Regions from separate parts of the Homo sapiens genome. Here all the other regions are linked to region 1. A link is a loop called in an ENCODE intact Hi-C map of the cell type or tissue named here. Cell type or tissue: Caco-2. All regions are shown on one strand.

Region 1 (8,000 bases):
AAGTACTGGCGCGTTCTCTGATAATAGTAAGAGCTCAACAAGTCGTGACAATTATTATGTTGTTACTAGATAGTTGGTCCAGAGTCATTTGTTTCGCAGGGGAGGGGAGGAGGGGTTCTGCTCGGGATTCGTTTCCTCCATCCTTTTAGCAACTGCACTTCTCTTTCTCTTGGGGAAACTGTCACTCTCTTGACTATGCCATTCTCATGGGTCTGCCTGTTTGCTGGCCACAGGGAGAACCTGTGATCCAGATCTGGCCAATCACAGTGTCTCGTTCCCTTCACCACAGTGATTGGCCTAAGAACAGGCAGGAGACGCGATCTGGACCAATCAGAAACTTACATTGAGGTATGTATATGTGCGTGTTGGGAGAAAAAAATTACTTTATTTTTCCTTCCAGTTTGCAAAGCTGGGCTAAGAGCAGAGTTTGTCACAACCAAACCTAGAGCTGGAGAAAAGGGGAAGTGGAGAGGCAACCGAAAATACCATGAGGTCTCTGAATCTACACCTCTTCTTTCTAGTTATTGGAATCAATGCATTCCAGCTTTTTGCTTCAACCAGAATGAGTTTTGTATCCCTGGTAACCCTGCCTAATGCAAGGACTCACTCAGATTTCCAGATTCTTATCTTAGTGTGTTGTCCTTTAGGTCAGCACTTTTCAAGAGCCATTGCCATCATTTATTCATTCGTCAAAATTATTTTGGACAGATTCCGGGGTGAAGCGGTCATGCTAAGAGAATAACAAACAAGCATGTGGCCAGTGTTATGAGGGCTTCAGATCCAGTCAGGGGTGCAAAATGAGAAAAAGCTAATCAAGAAAATAAAACAGCTGGGCGCAGTGGCTCACACCTGTAATCCCAGCACTTTGGGAGGCCGAGGCAGGCAGATTGCTTGAGCCCATGAGCTCGAGACTAGTCTGGGCAATATGGTGAAACTCTGTCTCTACAAAATAACACACACAAATTAGCCAGGCATTGGCCGGGCGTAATCGCTCATGCCTGTAATCCCAGCACTTTGGGAGGCTGAGGCAGGCAGATCAACTGAGGTCAGGAGTTCAAGAACAGCCTGACCGACCTGATGAAAACCCATCTCTACTAAAAATACAAAATTAGCTGGGTATGGTGGTACATGCCTGTAATCCCAGCTACTTGGGAGGCTGAGGCAGGAGAATTGCTTGAATTTGGGAGGTGGAGATTGCAGTGAGCCAAGATTGCGCCACCGCACTGCAGCCTGAGCGACAAGAGCGAAACTCCGTCTCAAAAAAAAAAAAAAAAATTAGCCAGGCATGGTGGTATGCACCTGTAGTCCTAGCTTCTAGGGAGGCTGAGGTGGGAAAATCACTTGAGCCTGGGCGGCCTAGGCTGCAGAGAACCATGAGCATGCCATTGCACTCCAGCCTGGGCATAGAGCGAGACCCCGTCTAAAAAAAATTAATTAATTAAAAAGAAAAAGCTAATGATGACAGATACCAACTGAGTTGAAGTGCTATGAGAGTTCAGAAAAGAGAGAGGGCTCATGCTTTTGGGGACTATCAGGGAAGCCTTTGAAGAGGAAGCAGGAATTTGAATTGGGCATTGAAGGACAGTTCAGATAAGTGTTTTTCTAGAGAGTGTGGTGGTAGGTGCAAAGATATCTAGGGCAAAGAGTTGATGAGGCACAGTAATGGGAGGTAAGAGTGAAGGTGAGATGGGGCTTTATGTACTCTTTGAAAATAGTTTCATAGGCTGGGTATGGTGGCTCACGCCTGTAATCCCAGCACTTTGGGAGGCTGACGTGGGCAGATCACCGAAGGTCAGGAGTTTGAGACCAGCGTGGCCAACATGGCAAAACCCGTCTCTATTAAAAATACAAGAAATTAGCTGGGTGTGGTGGCAGGCACCTGTAATCCCAGCTATTTGGGAGGCTGAGGCAGAAGAATTGCTTGAACCTGGGAGGCAGAGGTTGCAGTGAGCTGAGATCACGCCACTGCACTCCAGCCTGGGAGACAAGAGCGAAACTCTGTCTCAAAAAAAAAAAAAAGAAAATAGTGTCATAGAAGCTTAAAACATATTCAAACATAGAGAGAATAGTATAATGAATCACCAGCAGACATTGGCCAATTGCAATAGTTATCAATAAAACAATATCATTCTTGTTTTATCTACTCAACTGATCCTTCCTCATCATCCTCCCCACCCTCCCACTGAAATATTTTGAAACAAATCCCAGACATCCTATCATTTTACCCTGAAATACTTAATTATTATTGTTGTTATTATTATTATTTATTATTTTTTTTTGAGACAGAGTTTTACTCTTGTTGCCCAGGCTGGAGTGCAACGGTGCCATCTTGGCTCACTGCAACCTCCACCTCCCGGGTTCAAGCAATTCTGCCTCAGCCTCCCAAGTAGCTGGGATTACAGGCATGCACCACCATGCCCGGCTAATTTTGTATTTTTAGTGGAGATGGGGTTTCTCCATGTTGGTCAGGCTGGTCTGGAACTTCCGACCTCAAGTGATCTGCCTGCCTCGGCCTCCCAAAGTGCTGGAATTACAGGGGTGAGCCATCGTGTCTGGTTTTATTATTATTGTTGTTTGATACAGGTTCTTGCTCTGTCACCCAGGCTGGAGTGCAGTGACGTGATCATGACTCACTGTAGCTTTGAACTTCTGGGCTGAAGTGATCCTCCCACCTCTGTCTCCTAGATAGTTGGGACCATGGGCATGCACCACCATGCCTGGTTAATTTTTTATTTTTTTGTAGAGATAAGGTATCACTACATTGTCCCGGCTGGTCTAGAACCCCTGGGTTCAAGCAAGCTGCCTGCCTCGGTCTCCCAATGTGCTGGGATTACAGGCATGAGGCACTGTGCCCGGCCACATACTTAATTATTATTATTATTTTTAAATTAATTAATTTTTTTTTAGACGGAGTCTTGCTCTGTCGCCCAGGCTGGAGTGCAGTGGCGCGATCTCGGCTCACTGCAAGCTCCACCTCCCAGGTTCAGGCCATTCTCCTGCCTCAGCCTCCCAAGTACCTGGTACTACAGATGCCTGCAACCACGCCCGGCTAATTTTTTGTATTTTTAGCAGAGACGAGGTTTCACTGTGTTAGCCAGGATGGTCTCGATCTCCTGACCTCATGATCTGCCCGCCTTGGCCTCCCAAAGTGCTGGGATTACAGGCGTGAGCCACGGTGCCCGGCCTATTAGTAGTATTTTTTTAGATGGAGTTTCGCTCTTGTTGCCCAGGCTGGAGTGCAATGGCGTGATCTCGGCTCACTGTGACCTCCACCTCCCAGGTTCAAGTGATTCTCCTGCCTCAGCCTCCCGAGTAGCTGGAATTACAGGCTACAACCACCACACCCTGCTAATTTTTGTACTTCTAGTAGAGACGGGGTTTCGCCATGTTGACCAGGCTGGTCTTGAACCCCTAACCTCAGATTATCTGCCTGCCTCAGCCTCCCAAATTGCTGGGATTACAGGGGTGGGCCACTGCTCCCGGCCTGAAGTACTTAATTACTATCTTTAAAAGGCAAAGGACTCTTCTCCCAATATAAGCCCAATAATATTATCATCCCTAAAAATCCCCCAATAATTTCTTAACATTACCTAATTCTCAGTGTATGTTCCATTTTCTCCAATTGTCTCACAAATATCTTTGCGCAGATGGTTTGTTTGAATCTGGATCTAAAGACAGTACACACATGTAGTTGGTTATGTCTCCTGAGTCTCTTGCTACCTACAATAATTCTTACTATCCCATTTTAGAACTCTGTATTTGGTAAAGGAAGCTGATCATTTGTCCTGTGGAATTTTCCACATCCTGGATTTGGCTGATTGCGTTATCATGGTGTTGTTCAACAATGCTCCTAGGCTCCTTCTATTCCTGTAAACTGGTGATAATGAGGCCTGGAGGCTTGATGAGATTCTGATTCAGTTATTATTGTTATTACTTTTTTGGTGATGCAGCGGACTTTCCCATGCACCTCGTCAAGAGACACATAATGTCTGGCTTTCTACTTCCAGTGATGTCAAAGTTGATCAGTGAATTTTAGTAAAAACTGCTGTTGTAGTTTTTTAGACCCCTCTCTAAGATTCTGACATGAGTCCATGGGGGCTGGGCTAGTGAACAAATCTAATTCACAGATCCGGCTGCACTCAGAATCACCCTTCCTCTGGGACCAGGGAGTCATTGTTACTGGGCCAAGCTGACGTCTGACCTTTGAGAGCTTCCCTTGGGTGGCAGAATTTCCCAGGAAGCTATTCAGGCCCTAAGGCAAATAGGATTCCTGCTGGCCTGTCCCACCGGTCTGCCAGGCGAGCTTGAATCTTTGAATGAAGTGAGGATTCCAAAGAGATTTGTCAGAATGTGTGATACTAGATTTCTTTAGCAAGAATGCTTGTCACTTTGCTACTTTCCAGTGGAAAAAATTTCCACTGATTGTGTCTAAAAATGCAAAAGAAAATGGAGAAGCAAGGTAATTTCACACGAAAATAGTCAGCAATGGAAACTTACTATTAAACAACACAGGAGGACTTTTACTTTACGGTCTTGAATTATACAACTTGCCCTTTGAACTGGATAATTTGATTATGTAGTCAGTTCCCTTGGGCAATTCAGGTTTGTGCCCTAGATTATTACGACTCCCCTCACCCCCGATATATGAAGATAATTGTGTGAGCTTCAGACTGACAACCTCTAGCAGAATTTGGGTTGCAGTCGGTTTTAAATGTAGGGAAATTGTTTTATGTAGATGGCTTGATGAATATGGTAATTTAGTTTTTAATTCATTTGACTCAGTTGAGAAAAAGATTTCAGCTTCGGAAATTAATAAACTCATACATGTTTGTGTCTTTTATATATGATTTTGAGGTCCTTTGCCTCACATACTGTGCTGTGCTTTTTTTTTTTTTTATTCCCTCTTAATGTCTTGTGCTTTGGGTTGCTTCATTTCTGTGTCTGCCCTGGGGCTTGTTCTGTGTCAGGTAACATGCTGACCTTCTTCCTGGCTTGATTTCCACATTCAGGAAGGCTTCTTTTTTTGCCCAAAACATTTGTTTTGTTCACAGATGGTATTATAAGGTTTAGAGAAATGTCATGGAGTATTTCACATAGTTTTGCGCATCGTTTTATAAAGTGAGTTTCTCAGATTTATGTATCCATCTTGGCCTTCTTTCTTTTTCTCTCTCCCTCCCTGAAAGCTGAACTAGACTGAGAGCCACTCGGGGGAACTTTGTTTTATATACATGGTTGTTTCCCAGTTCCAAGCTCAGTGCCTGGCCCATGGCAGGTGTCCAGTGAATATTATGGGAGGAGTTAATGAGTAAAAATGAACTTTGAGAATTTTCTTCTCTCTTTCTACCCTCGAATTCCCCAAACAGGGCACCCTTGTTTATACTGGGTTTTAGGAAACTAAATATCAATGACAGCCCACTCCTTTTGCTTAGAAAGATTTAGAGACTTCTTTTTGTTAGGTAAATGCTCAGCTAGATTCAAATCACTAACTCCAATTTATAGGTTAAGTTAGAATCAGGATGGAACATTTTGGCTCAGGGCCATGGCTATGAAAAAATTTCCAAGGCCAAAGTCACAGACAGTGTCACTGTATTCACTTCCTGTGGCTTCTGTAACAAATTACTACAACTGAGTCGTTTACAACAGAAACTTATCCCCTCATAGATCTGGAGGCTGGAAGTCCAAAATCAGTGTTACTGGGCTGAAATCAAGGTACGGGCAGGGCTGCACTCCCTTCAGAGGCTCTAGGGGAGGAACCTTGCCTTTCCAGCTTCTGGTGGCCTCTGGCTGTGCCTCATCAATCATATTTTGAAAGTGGGTAGACAGAAAAGAATATAAAATTTTAAGTTAGAAGCCAGGCGCAGTGGCACATGCCTGTAATCCCAACACTTTGGGAAGCTGAGGCGGGCAGATCACTTGAGGCCGGGAGTTCAAGACCAGCCTGACCAACATGGCGAAACCCCGTCTCTACTAAAAATATAAAAAATTAGCTGGGCATGGTGGTGCATGCCTGTGGTCCCAGCTACTTGGGAAGCTGAGGTGGGTGTATTGCTTGAACTGGGGTGGTGGAGGTTGCAGTGAGCTGATTTGACACCACTGTACTCCAGTCTGGGTAACAAAGCAAACGTCTGTCTCCAAAAGAAAAAAAATAAAAATTGAGTTAGAAACATGCCGTTTAAAATGTGTATTTGGGCCTGGTGCAGTGGCTCATGCCTATAATCCCAGAATTTTGGGAAGCTGAGGTGGGAGGATTGCTTGAGGCCAGGACTTTGAGACCAGCTTGGACAACATAGTGAGACCTCCATCTCTACCACAAAAAAAAAAAAAAAAAATTAGCCAGGCATGGTGGTATGCACCTGTAGTCCCAGCTACTGGGAGGCTGGGGTGGGAGGATCCCAACCCAGGAGACTGAGGCTGCAGTGAGTTATAATTGCAGCACTGTACTGCAGCCTGGGTGACAGTGAGATGCTATCTCTAAAAAAAAAAAATAAATAAATAAAGGCTCTTTGTAGCATAAATTGCAACTATGGACTAGCAGCCAGCCTCCCCTCCTTTCTTTTGGTGTGTACACCCCTCTCCCTGAGGTTTAGCAGGTAGAGGCTAGAGTTCCCAGGTAGAGGCTACAGTGCTCAGCCTCTTTTTTACAAACAGTTGAGGCTATCTAAGTTCTTACCACTGGGTTGTGAGTTGAAGTGAGGTGTGCAACTTCCACATCATTTTCTTAAAGAGAAATTGCTCACCTTTGACTTCCTCCCCCTTTCCCCTCCTTTGGGAAGGAATGCAGATGCTATGGTGAGCCAGTCTGACCATTCAGGCAAGGATCCCTCCCTACCAGGTGGTGGAACAATGAGAATGAGGACCTCCTGGAGCAGAGTGGCCTCACCACCCTGTACCCCACTGCGCTCACCTCTGGAAATGACACCAGAATGAACTTCTGTATAGTTTATTTATTTATTTACTCATTTATTTATTTTGAGACAGGGTCTCTCTCTGTCACCCAGGCTGGAGTGCAGTGGTGCATTCATAGCTCACTGTAGCCTCAAACTCCTGGGCTCAAGCGATCCTTCCGCTTCAGCCTCTTGAGTAGCTAGGACTACAGGCATGCACCACCACACCAGGCTAATTTTTTTTTTTTTTTTTTTTTGAGACAGAGTTTCGCTCTTCTTGCCCAGGCTGTAGTGCAATGTTGGGATCTCGGCTCACTGCAACCTCTGCCTCCTGGGTTCAAGCGATTCTCCTGCCTCAGCCTTCCAAGTAGCTGGGATTACAGGCATGCACCACCACACCTGGCTAATTTTGTGTTTTTAGTATAGATGGGGTTTCACCACGCTGGTCAGGCTGGTCTCGAACTCCTGATCTCAGGTGATCCACCCGCGTTGGCCTCCTAAAGTGCTAGGATTACAGGCATCAGCCACTGCACGCAGCCCTTCTGTAGGGGTCATCATTTTGGGGTCCCTTTCTTATAGCAGTGATATGGTTTGGATGTGTCCCCACCCAAATCTCATCTTGAATTGTAATCCCTATTTGTCGGGGGAAGGATCTGGTAGGAGGTGATTGGATCTTGGGGCCGGTTTTCCCCATGCTGTTCTCCTGATAGTGAGTGAGTTCTCATGAGATCTGATGGTTTTGTAAGTGGAGGTTTCCCCTGCTCTCCTTCCTCCTGTCGCCTTGTGAGGAAGGTATCTGCTTCCCCTCCTACCGTGATTGTAAGTTTCCTGAGGCCTCCCCGGCCATGTGGAACTGTGAGTCCATTAAACCTCCTTTGTTTACGAATTACCCAATCTCGGATAGTAACTTTATAGCAGTGTGAGAGTGGACTAATACAAGCAGTTCAGTTTATACCTGTACCAATATACAGATGACACCAGGAAAGAAGCAGATTTCTTGGTTTTAACTACTACTGTTTGTCTATTTAGTAAGGCATGTTGGACAACAGATACTAATATTACTTTGCATTGCTGCTGTTTCTGCCTTTTTTGTTTTTTCTTAGACAGAGTTTCGCT
Region 2 (8,000 bases), 72 kb after region 1:
CTGTAATTTCAGCTACTCTGGAGGCTGAGGCAGGAGAATCACTTGAAGCTGGGAGGCGGAGGTTGCAGTGAGCGGAGATCTCCCCACTGCACTCCAGGCTGGGCGACCAAGCAAGACTCCATCTCAAAAAAAAAGAAAAATTAGCTGGCGTGGTGGCATGTGCCTGTGGTCCCAGCTACTTGAGAAGTGGAAGTGGGAGAATAACTTAAGCCTGGGAATTTGAGGCTGTGGTGAGTACGATCGCACCACTGCATCCCAGCCTGGGTAGCAGAGCCAGGCCCTGTCTTCAAAAACAAAAACAAAACCCACAGTTGCTGGAGCTGGGTTCCAAGTGGGGGTTGATGTGATAGCCATGAGCGAGCCCCAGTCAGGGCCTGTGGGTTGCTCCCCACATGGTCTGGGGAGATGTTGGGTGGAGTCTCCGGGGGCTGCCCGGCTGCTTTGTGGCTTTGCCCAGGAAGACCTGTGTCCAAGGCACATGGGGACACTGTGGGTATTCACTGTGATCAGTAACTTGTCACAGTTGCTGTTAGTAGTGAAAATCTGCTCTCATAGCCCCTTGGAAGAGTTTCTTTTCTTTTTTCTTTTTGAGGAGTGCAATGGCATGATCTTGGCTCACTGCAACCTCCACCTCCTTGGTTCAAGTGATTCTGCTGCCTCAGCCTCCCAAGTAGCTGGGATTACAGGGATGTACCACCATGCCCAGCTAATTTGCAACCTGCACCTCCCTGGTTCAAGTGATTCTCCTGCCTCAGCCTCCCAAAGAGCTGGGATTACAGGGATGTGCCACCGTGCCCAGCTAATTTTGTATTTTTAGTAGAGACAGGGTTTCACCATATTGGTCAGGCAGGTCTTGAACTTCTGACTTCAGGCGATCCACCTGCCTCGGCCTCCCAAAGTGGTGGGATTACAGGTGTGAGCCACTGCACCTGGTCCCCTTGGAAGAGTTTCAGTCCCAATTGGGGAGGAGGGGGAGAGCTGGAGGGAGGTGGGGAGAGGCAGCTGCATTTCACCTGGGTTGGCGGGGCAAGAAACAGAGGAGAAGGCAGAGGGCAGGGCCTGGCCGGGGCATGCCTGCACCTGCTTCCTGGTTATTTTCAGCTCCTGGTATCCTGGGCCTACCAGCTCTTCTTCCTATCGTTCCGCTACTCTTGTTTTTACTCTCTCCCGCTCACTGCATAGAAATATTTGGTCTTGGAAATACAGAATTATGAGATTGCCCTGAAAACACTTCGTTGATGGAGGTGTTTGTCCTGATGTCTGAACCAGTTGTGTGAGGGAGAAGAGCACACGCTTGCATTTTTGCCTCCTAAGTTCTGTGCCATTTGCTCTGAGCAGAGACTGGATGTAGCTCTTGGAAAAGATGGATTTGTGAAAAAAAATGCAACATGTTTGCTTCAATTTCAGTAAATGATCATTTCAAAGATATAAAGCAGTGATTTGTTTAATTTAAAAAGTCAATATTAAACAATATTCCATAATGTAGAGGGAAAATTTTAAGAGGGAGGGTGCGGATGTGGGGTGTTTTATCATTCAAGGATCTTGTCTCAGGGAGGAGCTGAATTGCTCTGGGAAAAAGGTCTCACCTTTAACCTTACTTAAAGTCCAGGCTGCCTGTAATCCCAGCACTTTGGGGGGCCGAGGTGGGCAGATCATCTGAGATCATGAGTTCGAGAACAGCCTGGCCAACATGGTGAAACCCTGTCTCTACTAAAAATACAAAAATTAGCCACGCGTGGTGGCAAGTGCCTGTAATCCCAGCTACTCAGGAGGCTGAGGAAGGAGAATCACTTGAACCTGGGATGCAGAGATTGCAGTGAGCCAAGATCACACCACTGTACTCCAGCTTGGGTGACAGAGTGAGACTCCGTGTCAAAAAAAAAAAAGTCATAGGCTTACCCTGGGCCCTCTTAGAAGGAACAAAGCCCATCACACTCCATATACCAGTTGCTTCTGGTAGAACAGAGGCTGGGCATGTAGCCCCTGTGTCTACCTTAGGTAGCAGATTATAGAACATAGGCCCAGCTCAGCTTGCTTTACAAGACGAATGCCCCGATAAATGTGTTACTCATCAGAAAATACATCAGTCTTTTTTTCCTCCACCTTACGGTTCTGGAGGTCGTGATGGTAATGAATCCATAAATGCCATGTGGACTTTAATATTGCTCTGCAACCAGACACTGCCCAGTATGATGTGACAGTCTGTGGTCACTTCTAGCCTCTTCTTGATTTCTCCAAGTACAGTATTTCCTTTTCTAAAATCGGCCAGCCTATTTTTCTTCCAGACCAAGTCAGGGGTGAATTATGTGACCTGATCTCCTGCCTTTAGTACCATGATGGGCAAATTTCACTGAACCCAACTCCTGTCTGAACTTTGAAATGGTCCATGCTCCTCGGCGTACCCATCTGCAAAAAGCCTCCCTGACTCTGTGGTTGATGGTGAAAATGTACCAGGTGAAGCTGCTCTCCTCTTAGAAACCTAATCCGTTTTTGAAAAATTGACCTATGTATACTCAGTGTTGTTGTAAAGATGCTGTCTCTCTGTCCTGCTTGGAAACGCACAGTCCTCATCTTCTAAGGTAGAGAAACGAAGATGATGGGACATACGTCCATGGTTAGTATTGAGTTCTTGAACCTATCAGCCCATCTGCGGCACCAAAGAAATCCCCAACTCAAACATAAATAAGGAAGCTATGGGCTATGGGGCTCTTGTGTGGCAAACTGGGTGTCAGTCATTGTTAATGGACCGTGGCCAATGGGAACCTTTCTGCCTCTTTTATCTTTACCCTGGAGGTTTTTTTTTCCCCTAATGAAAATGTGCTGGGGGGAGGGGGGGTGGTGGAAAGAGTTGGATGATAATTTCCTTTCTTTGCCTCCTGTTTGCTTCACCTGGAAAGTTCTCCTTTAATAACAAGAATGGTGGGCCTGAGTGAGCGGCTACCTTGATGTCTGAGACAAACCCTCTCTGAGAATGCCAGACTTCCACCAGGGGAAATTGCAAACGGATTCCCTCCCCCAGCACCCCCACCAAGCAAGCCACCACCACTTAGCTGCACTCTTTCTCTTCTAAACCCAAACCCTTGAAAGCTGCAGATTTTCAAAGAAGTAGGGTGTGTCGCTGCAGCTGCTGCATCAAACAAAAGCAAACAGATTAAATTAATTTAGCCTTCAAAATCAGTCCCATTCTCTAATTCATAAAGTACTTCAAACACGGTAAGAAATGTCATTTCCCAGATGATTGGGACTAATTCACTTTATCTCTTTTTCCTCTTGCATCTGAATGCAAGCTATGTAAGACATACCTCACCAGTCAAAATAAACCGCTTGTTCCAAATGCTTCCGCCAGTTTTTAATAAGAATCTTCTCTGCTCTGTACAACAAACTCAGTTTCTAACGCACTTCAAGAGAGCTATGTGCAAAAAAAAAAAAAAGAAAAAAAAGAAAAAAGAAAAAACAAACAAACAAAAAAAGAGGAACAATGTACTCATTACAGTATGTTAAGTTGCCAGCACTAGGCAATTAAAAGGTACGGTCTGTAGGAACGCTGCAAAACAGAACAGTTAGCTTCTTTGTCTTCTCATTAACAAGATTGTTATTTTACCTCTCTAGGTAGGAAGCTTAAGAAACAAAACATTCTTGGCTTCTAAGTCACTCCAGGAAAATAAAGAGTTGTTGACAGCTAGGACTTGTGGAAAGAACCATTTATACTGTAAATAAATTTGCACATCCTTGTGGTTGTAATAAAGATAATTCCGTATCCATTCTATTGGACTAGATGCAGAAACCATTTAAAGAAACATCAAAGTCCTCCCGGAGCAAATGGCTCTTGTCCTGCTGACGCCGTCACCGCTGAGACTGCTGAGTAATGCCTCCCCTTGGGACCCAGAAATTTGGAATTTTTCCTGCAACGTGCTATGTTGTTGAGGCCACAGACTAGCGCTGGGAGGAACCACGGAGACTCTTTTACTTGCTCTCTGCCTGGGCTCTTTAATGCTTGGCTGTCGTTTAAAAAATGATGACCCAAATCTTTGCCATTTGCCAAGTGTGAGTACTTTGTGGTAGAGAGGAATGCGGTTCTCTTTGATTCTGGAATTCCTCCTGGTTTCCCTGCGTGGGTGGAAAAAGAGCCAAGAATGTAAGTCATTCGGATTCTCTTATGTTCTAAAGAAACAAAATGAAACAATCTATCCTTATACAGATTTTTACATTTGATGCTGATGAGCTTTCCTTTCACAAGATAGATACCTTCATCGTTTTTCTTATGCTTTTACTAGAAAATGTAAAACCTTGATTTCCTTTTAAGTGAAATAGAGGGAAAAAGTCCTTTTTAAAAGAATAGGCACAAGGGATGTTTTTCTTAATTATAAAGACAGTATTTAGAGTAAGATAAAAGTATAATTGCAGTTGCTTAAGGCTTGAACAGTTTTCAGGAAAAAAAGTCCCGAATGTTACTTTCTCAGTCAATTTCAATAAATTTCTCAGGGGTCTAACATTTATTTCAACCCCAGCCATACATTTTCTTCCTAAGTGGTCTTTTGCATTGACAGTATGTAGTGTGAGAGACTAATAAGATGATCGTGCAATTCCAGTGATATTCTGGTTTGCCTATCATTTAATGATTATCAATTAATCATTTAATACCCTTTAATGGCCAACTTGATTTTCAGGGTTTTGTTAGATAAGACCATACAGTGCTTTGTTAATTAAAACGTGATCTTGGGAAGCATGTAACTTTTATACAAAATAAACTTTTATACAAAGCAGAGCCTTAAATTAGCAGTTTTTGATGAAAGACTTCCTTGAAATATCCTCTTTGAAGAGAAAAAGAAACCACGTTCAGCTACAGAGACCCAAACTCCAAATACCTTGAAAATCAGATGTTTTGGTCCTTACTAAGACACATTTAAGAGCATTACAAAGATATAGCTGGACTGTGTTTATACTTTTTTGGAAGAGAAACCAAGTCTGGGCATTAAACTTATAACAGCAATTATCATCTGCATATGGGTTTAATTGTAAAACAAATAAGGTTTTTCTTTTTCTTTTTTATTTTTATTTTTGAGACGGAATCTCGCACTGTTCCCTGGCTGGAGTGCAGTGGCGTGATCTCAGCTCACTGCAACCTCTGCCTCCCGGGTTCAGGCGATTCTCCTGACTCAGCCTCTGGGATTACAGGCGTCCACCACCACGCCTGGCTAATTTTTTTGTATTTTTAGTAGAGACAGGGTTTCACTATGTTGGCCAGGTTGGTCTTGAACTCCTGACCTCTTGATCCACCCTCCTTGGCCTCCCAAAGTGCTGGGATTACAGGTGTGAGCCACTGCGCCTGGTCTGGTTTTTATTTTTCATAATTGCCATCATCATGACCCAATTTTGGTGTCAAGCCCAGTGCTGAGTAGGAAGGATAACACGTGACTTCTGACTCTTGTAGGCTTCTTCTTCTTCTTTTTTTTTTTTTTTAGACAGAGTCTTGCTCTGTCACCCAGGCTGGAGTGCAGTGGTGTGATATGGGCTCACTGCAACTCCTGCCTCCTGGGTTCAAGCAATTCTCCTGCCTCAGCCTCCTGAGTAGCTGGGATTACAGCCATGCACCACCACGCCTGGCTAATTTTTGTATTTTTGGTAGAGACAGGGTTTCACCACGTTGGCCAGGCTGGTCTTGAACTCCTGACCTCAAGTGATCTGCCTGCCTTGGCCTCCTAAAGTGATGGGATTATAGGTGTGAGCCACTGCGCCTGGCCTCTCTTAGCCTTCTTAGACCCCCTTACCTTCCCCCCACCCCCATTGCACTCCTTTCTTCTCTTTGCCCAGTATTTCTTCTTTTAGGTGCCAGTGGGATCTACTGAAAACTGATTATTTAGAGGAATTAGCAAAGAAAGCCCTTAAAGACAGAAATAACTTTACTGAGGTCTAGGAGAGAGGAATCTCTAAGAACCATTACTGGCATCTGGTGTGGGTGTAGCGGTGAGGAGAATTTTCCCTTCCCCTCTGAAGGTTCCAGTCTGCTGAAATGAACTGACAATAGACAGATTAAAAGGAGAAAAGGCATGCAAAGTTACTAACATGCATAAGCATGGGAGCCGTGCAAAACTATGAGACTCAAGGAAGGATCAGATGGTTGAGGCCTAAATATACTCTTCATAGGGGAGAGGGAAATGGGGGGTGTAGGTACTTTTAAGGGGTGGTAAATAATTTTCAAGGGAATTGGATGAGCCCAAATAATAGACAATGGCCTGGGACAAAGTTCTGAGCTCTGGGGGAGGTGGTGGTAAGGTGAGGGGAAGAACTGCACTGTGAACAAAGGTTGTCTTATTATGTAGATAAAATCTCCTAATAATCTTTTGGAGTTACCCTCAAAAGAACAGAAGAAAAGTTTGTCTGAACATTGTGATGATTTTAGTCTTTCTCTCCTCTGGTGGTTAATTTTTCTTGGTTATTTGATAAGATTCCTAGGAAGGGGCTATTAAGACAATTGTATTTTTTTTGGAAGAAGTTTTCCTCAATCAGATAAAGAAACTTCCAGAGTGAACCTCTGCATGTGCTTGGCTTGTAGGGGCAGGGGTTGGAGAAAGAAACAAGAGAAGGTTAGAAAATTTATTGATTCTGAGGTAGCTTCTAAGGTTTTCCAATTTCCTTTAATTCAAAAATGCTCAGCATACCGGAGCATCATATTTTGCAGTGCTCTGAGCCCCAACATTGAGATGGAGGATGGTTCTCTTTACTCTGACTACAACTCATGCAGTGGATAGACTGTCTATGCTGACAGCAGGGAGAGTGGTTCCAATTTCCCACAGACATTTTAGTGTGGGTGTGTTTGGGTGTCACTGAGGACCACACAGCATCACATGGCCCTCTTGGCCTTGCTTCCTTATTAGATTCTTTACAACCTGCTTTCTTCTAAAATGGATTTATAAAACACCCATAACAGGGTAAAGATCAAGAGAAAAAGTTAGAAAAAGGTAAGTCTAGAGAAGGGGTTGATGAATGTTTTCTGTACAGGGCCAGAGAGTAAAGAGTCTTAGCTTTTTGGGCCTTGTAGTTTCTGTTGCAATTATCTGCTGTTGTGCTACAGAAGCAGCCACAGACAACAGGCAAGTGAATAAGCATCTTCAATGGAACAATAAGCAGGCACCAGATTGGGTTTGCCCTTTGACTGTAGTTTCTGACCCACTATCTAGCCTCAGAATATTAAAATTAAACTAAGGAAAATATATTTTCAGTGAACTGCATAATTGAAGGGTCTGTATCATCATTCAAAGGGGCCCAAATTTAGTTGTGAGTTTCCTAAAGCTCAAAGCAAAGAGTAAGACCAGGCTTACTTCCATGAGATTAACACACGCTGGGTGCTCTGGAGAAGTCCTGACACTGTGGTTGTGATAATCTCTTAAAGGCCCTGAGAAAGGGGGCATTACACCAGTAAGGGACAACGTCCACAGCATTACATTTTCAGTAGCCAGTTTCATATATTTGCTGTTAAGCAACTAAGTGAGCCAAGGGCACAATTCCAAAGCATATTTTAGAAAAACAAATTTGAGGACAAAAGGCACTTCAGTCCTATTGCTGCTGGTTTGGGTTGAAATTGACATCAAATGGAGATCATTTAGCTGAGCAATGAGCTGCATGCTTGTCTTCTGGACAGTCCTTCATGATCTCCGTGAATACTGAGTTGCTCCTCTCATACCCAGCTGGTGTCAGGATTCCCCTGCAGCTGTAAGGCCCTCATTTGATCAGGTGCAATTATGTTCCTGCTCATTCTTTCCAGTTTGGGAACAACCGGGCTTAAGTCCTGATTACTGCCCTATCATAAAATATAAAAAGGGCCGGGCTCAGTGGCTCATGCCAGTAATCTCAACATTTTGGGAAGCTGAGGCGGGTGGATCACGAGATCAGGAGTTCAAGACCAGCCTGGCCAAGATGGTGAAACCCTGTCTCTACTAAAAAATACAAAAATTAGCCAGGCTTGGTTGTGGGCACCTGTAATCCCAGCTACTCGGGAGGCT
Region 3 (8,000 bases), 67 kb before region 1:
CCTATTGATGATATTAAGTGAAGACTTTCTGTAGAAGCCACCTATGGATGAGCTTTTCTTTTTTAGTAAAGTTTTTTTGAGACAGGGTCTTGCTCTATTGCCCAGGCTGGAGTGCAGTGGTGCCATCTTGGCTCACTGCAACCTCTGCCTCCTGGGCTCAAGTGATCCTCCCACCTCAGCCTCCTGAGTAGATGAGACTCCAGGCGCCTGCCACCATGCCTGGCTAATTTTTGTATTTTTTTTATAGAGACGGGGTCTTGCTATGTTGCCCAGGCTGGTCTCCAACTCCTGAGCTCAGGCGATCTGCCTGCCTCAGATTCTGAAAGTGCTGGGATTACAGGCATGTGTCACCTGGCTCGGCCAAGATGAGCTTTTCTGCCATCCTGAAATTTTCTTTCCACTGCACTTGTGTGGGTCCGTAGTTAACAAAGCTTTTCCTACATGGAAAAACAGCAAATGTTCTTTTGAGAAAAAGCAGTAACATCAGTGATTTTTAACTATAAGTGAACCAGAGGCAGAGATGGCTTACAGATGACTCAGGTATGTGCTCTATGCTTGTGTTTTCAACTATGCAACTTTTGCCTGAGCAGGGAGATGAGAGCCAATCTTGCTGTTATGAGATAAAAGATGTCCTCTCAGATGGTTAATGTCATAGGTTTCACTAGCCAGCATTTGAATTGTGAATATTGCATTGTAAAAAGAGAAGAATGAAAATAAAAACAAGGAAAGAAGAAGATGGAGGAAGATTATAGGTTCTGTCTGTACGGTTTCTGGTAAAAGAAAGCAGTGGACTCTAGCTCCGGACAGAGGTATGTGCAGGGGATAGCTGCAGGTAGTAATTGAAATTTATGTAGACTTTGTCTAAACGGTGACCACCACCCACATTATCCCCATCATTTCCCAAGCCAGACATGCCATTATATGTGATATGATCACTCTCACCACAGGGTCTACTAGTTAGAGAGAGGTCTAAGATGGTTACAGAAATGCCTGGTGAAAACAAAGGACAAAAAGAACACTTTGATGCAGAGAAAGGAAAATTAGAATTGGTTTGCTGCAGGACCTCTGGATGCAATGCGTGGCAAAGTACGGGGTGTTTCCTGAGGCTTGCTTGGGAACATTTTCCCTCATAGCTTCTCTAGGTCGGGATCTACTTGATACAGAATAGAGAATTTTTCATGAAAATATGTGTCAGTGACTATATTCCACCATGATAATGTAGATTTCTTTCTTTTCAGATACAAAGGTGTGCCCTGTACAGCTACTAATGTAATAAAAATTAATAAAAATGATCATTTACTGAGTTATTACTATCAGCTGACACGTAATTTAAGGAAAGTGTTAATCACCAAAGAAACAGATACTGTACAGACCAAAATGACAGATACTCATTATATTATCATCCCTATTTCATAGAAAGAAAAATCTGAGGCTCAATGGGGTCAAGTAACTTGCTCAAGGTCACAAAGCTGGAATGTGAAGAAGCCCTGGTCTGTCTGACTTCTAATCCCAAGGTTTTTTTGTTTTTGGTTTTTTTTTTTTGAGATGGAGTCTTGCTCTGTTGCTCAGGCTGGAGTGCAGTGGCACAATGTCGGCTCACTGCAACCTCTGTCCCCTGGGTTCAAGGATTCTCATGCCTCAGCCACCCATGTAGCTGGGATTACAGGCGTGTGTGCCACCAGGCCCCCGTAATTTTTGTATTTTTAGTAGAGACGGGGTTTCACCATGTTGGTCAGGCTGGTCTCGAACTTCTGACCTCAAGTGATCCACCTGTCTTGGCCTTCTGAAGTGCTGGGATTACAGGCGTGAGCCACCACTCCCAGCCTAATCTCAGGGTCTTGACACCTAATACTATGAACTAGGAGTAGACATTTCCAGGAGGAATATCCTGGGGATTGTGTCTTTTGAATGCACTTATGCAGGATATCATAATTTTAATACACTTAAATATAAACATGAAAAAGCACTGAACCTTTGTTCACACTGGTCTACCAGTGTTCCTGGTTTCCCACGTACCAAATCCTTCCTATTCCTGAAAATGGGGCAATTAAGTCCTCTTCCCCTGCAGATTGTAGGAAGACCCTTTAACTCTGATCTTAGCCAGTGAATTTAGGGAATTCTGGCAAAACAAACTGGGACTAATGTAGGGTAGAAGAGGGAAAGCGTCTCCTTCATCCTCTGAAGGTTTGCTGAAAATGAACCAACAAAAGGCAGATTAATAGGAGAAAAAGGCATACGAAATATATTTAATGTGCATAAGCATGGAGAAATGGTAGGAGAATGATTACCCAATAGCCCAATGAGCTCCAGATGTTTGTATACCCTTCTTCATAGGGGAAAAGGAGATGAAGTTTATAGGAATGAATGATTTTCAGGGGAAAAGAATGAGTCCAAAGAACAGTGGCCCTGAACAAAGTTCTTCTGAGCTCTGGGGGAGGTGGCATAAACGTGAGGGGGGTAGAACCTCACTGTGAACCAAGGTTGTCCTATGCAGACAAAGCTTCCCAGGTAATCTCTCAGAGCCACCTGCAGAAGAACAGATGAAAAGTCTGTCTGGGCATGGTGACTACTAGTCTCTTTTCTTCTCTCTTTAATCTTTTCTGGTATTTGATAAGATTCCTAGGGAGAGGAGTCTTAAAATAATTGAATTTATTTTTCTTTTATGTTTTGTAGAGATGGGAGTCTCACTATGCTGCCCAGGCTGGTCTTGAAATCCTGGGCTCAAGCGATCCTCCCACCTTGGCCTCCCAAAGTGCTGGGATTATAGGTGTGAGCCACCATGCCAGGCCCAGTTGCATTTTTTTTTTGAGGGGGGCAGGGGAAAGAAGGTAAATGGCTCCTGTTAGGGTCGTTTTCTTTTCAGATAAGGAAATTTCAAAGAGATTTCCTCCTGGCGATTTGGGAAAGAGTGAAGATCAAAGAGAAGAGGGATAAGAAAAGGTCAGACAGAAACCTTGGTTCTGAGGTTTATTTTTGAGATCTTTGAATTTTCCTTCAAACAAAGCACTCGGCATGTCAAAGCATCATCTTTGGGGGTATTGTTTCTGCAACGTAACACTAAGTACCAGTCACCTCAGTCCCTGTGTCTCTGTTCTGGCAACGAAATCCAGTGGTGTTTTGGTGACTTGGTCTTGTTTTTTCTTCTAACTCTGGGACATGGATTCTGTGCATCTCATGTCCAAGTTTCTACCTTCATGACCTGCTTAGATTCTAGGTCTTTAGGGACTAGGACTCTCACTTGCCCTCTCTAGTCCCTTCCCAGAGCCTGGAATTCCACACTGAGCCCCTAAACTGTGGTCAGGCTTGGGATTCCTGCTGCCTGGCCTATGCCCTCTGCCTTCTAGGGCCTCTGATGGTGCCTGGTTCTAGATTCCTGATCCCCACATTTGGTCTGTCCATTGGGTTTCTGCAATGTGAAATTACAATATACAGTTGGCCCTCCTTATCCATGGGGTCCTCATTGGTGGATTAAACTGTAAACCAAAAGGAAAATTCTACCTATCTTGTCCAATAGTAGGTCATAAAATCTGCATTCCAGAAAGGTCTTGCCCTATACCTGGGAGGAAGAAATGCTACACAGAGAGGCCAAGAAGAATCTAAACAGGCAGGCCTTGCTGGGTGGCCTCTGTAAACCAAAAATAAAATTCTAAGCCTCCCAACCATCTGAATGAACCCCTTCTCTTAGCCAGGGGCATTCCAAAGTTAACCCGAAAAACTAGTTCAGGCCATGATAGAAAGGTGGAGTTGGACATGACTCATTATACCCTCCTCCCTTTTGGAATTCAGGCACAACTGACCAGCATTAACAATAAAATGCAGACCCTGAGACTGACAAAACAGACACTTTGTAGCAACAAGATACCAAATTCCAACCTGACTTTAGTGTAGCATCACATAACAGGTACCAGGACCTGAAAGAAAGCAAAGTATTTTAGCCCAAAATGTATTTATTTGACATATTTTGAAATGGCCCTGCAAAGCTGTCTCTTGTGGGAAAACAAACATTCTGTAGAGAATCCCTTTCCCTTTCCAAGTCCTTTGCTGATCCAGGAGATATTTAACTAAGAGTCTGGCTCCTGTTAGGGTTGGATAAGAGACATTTACCATCTATTCTCTGAAGCCTGCTACCTGGAGGCTTCATGTACATAATGTCCCCTTATCTTGACTACCAGAATTTCTTTCTGCTGACTTTAACTCTTGAGGCAGACCTTAACCCTTTCAACTAATTGCCAATCAGGAAATCTTTGAATCCACCTATGACCTGTGGATCATGTAATCCACAGTGCTGCCTTTAATCTCAGCACTTTGAGAGGCCGAGGCAGGAGGATCACTTGGGGCCAGGAGCTCGAGACTATCCTGGGCAACATAGTGAGAACTTATCTACAAAAAATAGAAAAGTTGGCTGAGCGTGGTGGCGCACACCTGCAGTCCCAGCTACTTGGGAGGCTGAGGTGGGAGGATTGCTTGAGCTCATGAGGTTGAGGCTGCAGTGAGCCATGATCATGCCAGCCTGCTGGGTGACAGGGCAAGATCCTATCTCAAAAAAAAGAAAAAGGAAGGAAAGAAAGAAAGAAAGAAAGAAAGAAAGAAAGAAAGAAAGAAAGAAAGAAAGAGAAGGAAAGGGCTTGGTGTCTCATGCTTGTATTTCAGCACTTTGGGAAGGGCAAGATGGGAGGATCCCTTGAGTCCAGGAAACTAACCTGGTGTGGTAAGACTCTGTCTCTTAAAAAACAAAAAAAGAAGTAGTAAAAATACTTTTAATAGATTATGGATATGTGTATACAATAATACAAATATAATATCTCAGGCTTCACAACAGGGTAAAGTTTCTATAAGTTGCCCTTACTGAGATTGGACATAACTTTAAGTTCCAGAACAGGCGTAATGTGAGGTTGGATACCCAGAAGCCTAAGAGGCTGAATTCTTTTTTTTTTTTTTTTTTTTTTAAATTTATTTTTTTATTGATAATTCTTGGGTGTTTCTCACAGAGGGGGATTTGGCAGGGTCATGGGACAATAGTGGAGGGAAGGTCAGCAGATAAACAAGTGAACAAAGGTCTCTGGTTTTCCTAGGCAGAGGACCCTGCGGCCTTCCGCAGTGTTTGTGTCCCTGATTACTTGAGATTAGGGAGTGGTGATGACTCTTAACGAGCATGCTGCCTTCAAGCATCTGTTTAACAAAGCACATCTTGCACCGCCCTTAATCCATTTAACCCTGAGTGGACACAGCACATGTTTCAGAGAGCACAGGGTTGGGGGTAAGGTCACAGATCAACAGGATCCCAAGGCAGAGGAATTTTTCTTAGTGCAGAACAAAATGAAAAGTCTCCCATGTCTACTTCTTTCTACACAGACACGGCAACCATCCGATTTCTCAATCTTTTCCCCACCTTTCCCGCCTTTCTATTCCACAAAGCCGCCATTGTCATCCTGGCCCGTTCTCAATGAGCTGTTGGGCACACCTCCCAGACGGGGTGGTGGCCGGGCAGAGGGGCTCCTCACTTCCCAGTAGGGGCGGCCGGGCAGAGGCGCCCCTCACCTCCCGGACGGGGCGGCTGGCCGGGCGGGGGGGCTGACCCCCCCCCCCACCTCCCTCCCGGACGGGGCGGCTGGCCGGGCGGGGGGCTGACCCCCCCCACCTCCCTCCCGGACGGGGCGGCTGGCCGGGCAGGGGGGCTGACCCCCCCCACCTCCCTCCCGGACGGGGCGGCTGGCCGGGCGGGGGGCTGACACCCCCACCTCCCTCCCGGACGGGGCGGCTGGCCGGGCAGAGGGGCTCCTCACTTCCCAGTAGGGGCAGCCGGGCAGAGGCGCCCCTCACCTCCCAGACGGGGCGGCTGGCCGGGCGGAGGGCTGACCCCCCCACCTCCCTCCCGGACGGGGCGGCTGGCCGGGCAGAGGGGCTCCTAAGAGGCTGAATTCTATGCCTCTGTAGTCCTAGTTTCGAGGGAGGATTGCACAGGAGTTTGGGTCCAGCCTGGGCAACAGAGAGAGACCACGTCTCAAAAAAAAAAAAAAAAAAAAAAAGAGAGAGAGAGTTGTGTTGGGATCCTAGAGCCTGATATCATTCTATGGAGGGAAAGGATTATAACCAGATTTCATGGGTTAATTCAATCAAAGCCATGGAAGTAGAAAATCAAAGACAGAGTGGGCTGGGCACTGTGGATTTCTGTCAATTCCTCTTGCAGACAGGACCTCTTTTGAAAGTCCCAAACTGCATATGTGGGCCCTCATTATCTGGCCTTTGGTGACATGCCCCTGACAGAGATAATAGCTCGACTACATATGTGAGTTTCAACCAGCTGTGTGTCCATGGCCAAGATACTTTGCCTTTCTTGAATATTTATATTCTCATCTTTAAAAGCGCGATAAACATGTCTATCCCTTTAAGACTGTTCTATTGATCAAATAAGAACATATATGTAAGTAAAAAGTACTTTGCAGAGATGTACAATGGAAAGAAAAGTCAATTTCAGTTCTTTTGAAATGAGTGCCAGTTTGGCAGAAAATAATAAAGTAACACTTGGTGTGTTTGGCATCATTTGGGGATTAACGAAAGTGAATTTTATGGTCAGCTAACCTCTTGAAATGCCAGTATAAGAAAATTATACTATACACAACTGACCGTACACTACATGAGAATGTCCCAAATGATCCCAAGGCAGGCACTTCATCCCCCTCCTTCATTCCTTGGAGCCAATTACCAATTAAGTTATATTCAAATTCAGAATTTTTCATTATTGTGAGGTTTTATTGTGTATGGACTTCTGTGTTTATTCCTTAAATAGTTGAAAATAATTTAAAATGTCTAGGGGTCTCGGTTATTATTATAAATACAATTGCAGCCAGGGGCGGTGGCTCACATCTGTGATCCCAGCACTTTGGGAGGCTGAGGCGGGAGGATCACCTGAGGTCAGGAGTTCAAGACGAACCTGACCAACACGGAGAAACCCCATCTCTACTAAAAATACAAAGTTAGATGGGCATGGTGGCACATGCCTGTAATCCCAGCCACTTGGGAGGCTGAGGCAGGAGAATCGCTTAAACCTGGGAGGTGGAGATTGTGGTGAGCCGAGGTCACACCATTGCACTCCAGGCTGGGCAACAAGAGCAAAACTCTATCTCAAAAAGAAAAAAAAAAAATACAGTTGGGATATGGTATAGGATGTTCTGTCTCTACAACACATGACCCAGACTATTATTATTTTTTTAAGACAGAGTCTTGCTGCTCTGTCACCCAGGCGGGAGTGCAGTGGTGCCATCATAGCTCACTACAGCCTCGACTTTCTGGGCTCAAGGGATCCTCCTATCTCAGCCTCCCTAGTGGCCGGGATAACAAATACGCACCACCATGCCTGGCCTATTGTTGTTGTTGTTGTAGATACAGGGTCTCACTCTGTTGCCCAGGCTGGTCTTGAACTCCTGGCCTCAAGTGATCCTCCTGCCTTGTCCTCCCAAAGTGTTGGAATTACGCGTGTGAGCCACCATGCCCAGCCCACTTTCCTTTTCCTATCTATGAATCTTCTTCCACCACAAGTGCTGGAGACTTTCTGAACCTATTCAGGTTCAGGGGCTGCTCAATTCTTGAATTATTCTTTGCTCAATTGAATTCTATTTAATTTAATTTGTCTAAGGTTTTTGTTTTCTTTTTCCTTTTTTTCGTTTTTTAGGCGGGGTCTTGCTCTGTCACGCAGGATGGAGTGCAGTGGCAAGATGACAACTCATTGTAGCCTTGACCTCCCAGCTCAAGTCGTCCTCCTGCCTCAGCCTCTTAGGACCAAGGTGTGCACCACCATGCCTGGCTAATTTTTTTGATTTTTTGTAGAGATGGGATCTCACTACATTGCCCAGGCTGGTCTCAAAGTCCTGGGCTCAAGCAATTATTCTGCCTTGTCCTCCCAAAGTGCTAGGATTACAGGCGTGAGCCACTGCACCTAGCCTAGCTTTTTCTTTTTGCAATTGTTACAGTGATGACCCCAAGGAGTCATCTGTCTGTGTCCA

Evidence for each region. Hi-C counts contacts between places; a loop is a spot of excess contacts. Peaks named below come from ENCODE experiments on the same cell type or tissue, not always from the same donor. Only the 100,000 strongest peaks of a DNase experiment are listed, where the experiment ranks them.
Region 2: it touches region 1 in a loop (3-fold over the local background); 18 of 110 quality-filtered maps call a loop at or near these places.
Region 3: a loop joins it to region 1, with 4 times the contacts of the local background. A loop is called at or near these places in 4 of 110 quality-filtered maps.

What each region holds. Positions count from the first base shown.
Region 1 is chr10:21,360,845-21,368,844 of GRCh38, reverse strand. It overlaps LINC02643 (long intergenic non-protein coding RNA 2643), which reads left to right. Exons shown (of 5, transcript NR_155751.1): 3 at 290-348. Among named protein-coding and RNA genes, the nearest start is that of LINC02643, 8.1 kb to the left of the region's middle. RefSeq lists enhancers at 4,982-5,577, 5,578-6,175. In Caco-2, no CTCF peak of the experiment used is centred here; DNase peaks (open chromatin) are centred at 275, 2,634, 4,244 and 6,812.
Region 2 is chr10:21,288,965-21,296,964 of GRCh38, reverse strand. It overlaps a transcript of NEBL not described here. Among named protein-coding and RNA genes, the nearest start is that of LINC02643, 80 kb to the left of the region's middle. RefSeq lists enhancers at 1-135, 3,634-4,397, 3,228-4,427. In Caco-2, no CTCF peak of the experiment used is centred here; DNase peaks (open chromatin) are centred at 2,934 and 3,914; H3K4me3 peaks cover 781 bases.
Region 3 is chr10:21,428,157-21,436,156 of GRCh38, reverse strand. No RefSeq gene overlaps it. Among named protein-coding and RNA genes, the nearest start is that of LINC02643, 59 kb to the right of the region's middle. In Caco-2, no CTCF peak of the experiment used is centred here; a DNase peak (open chromatin) is centred at 3,656.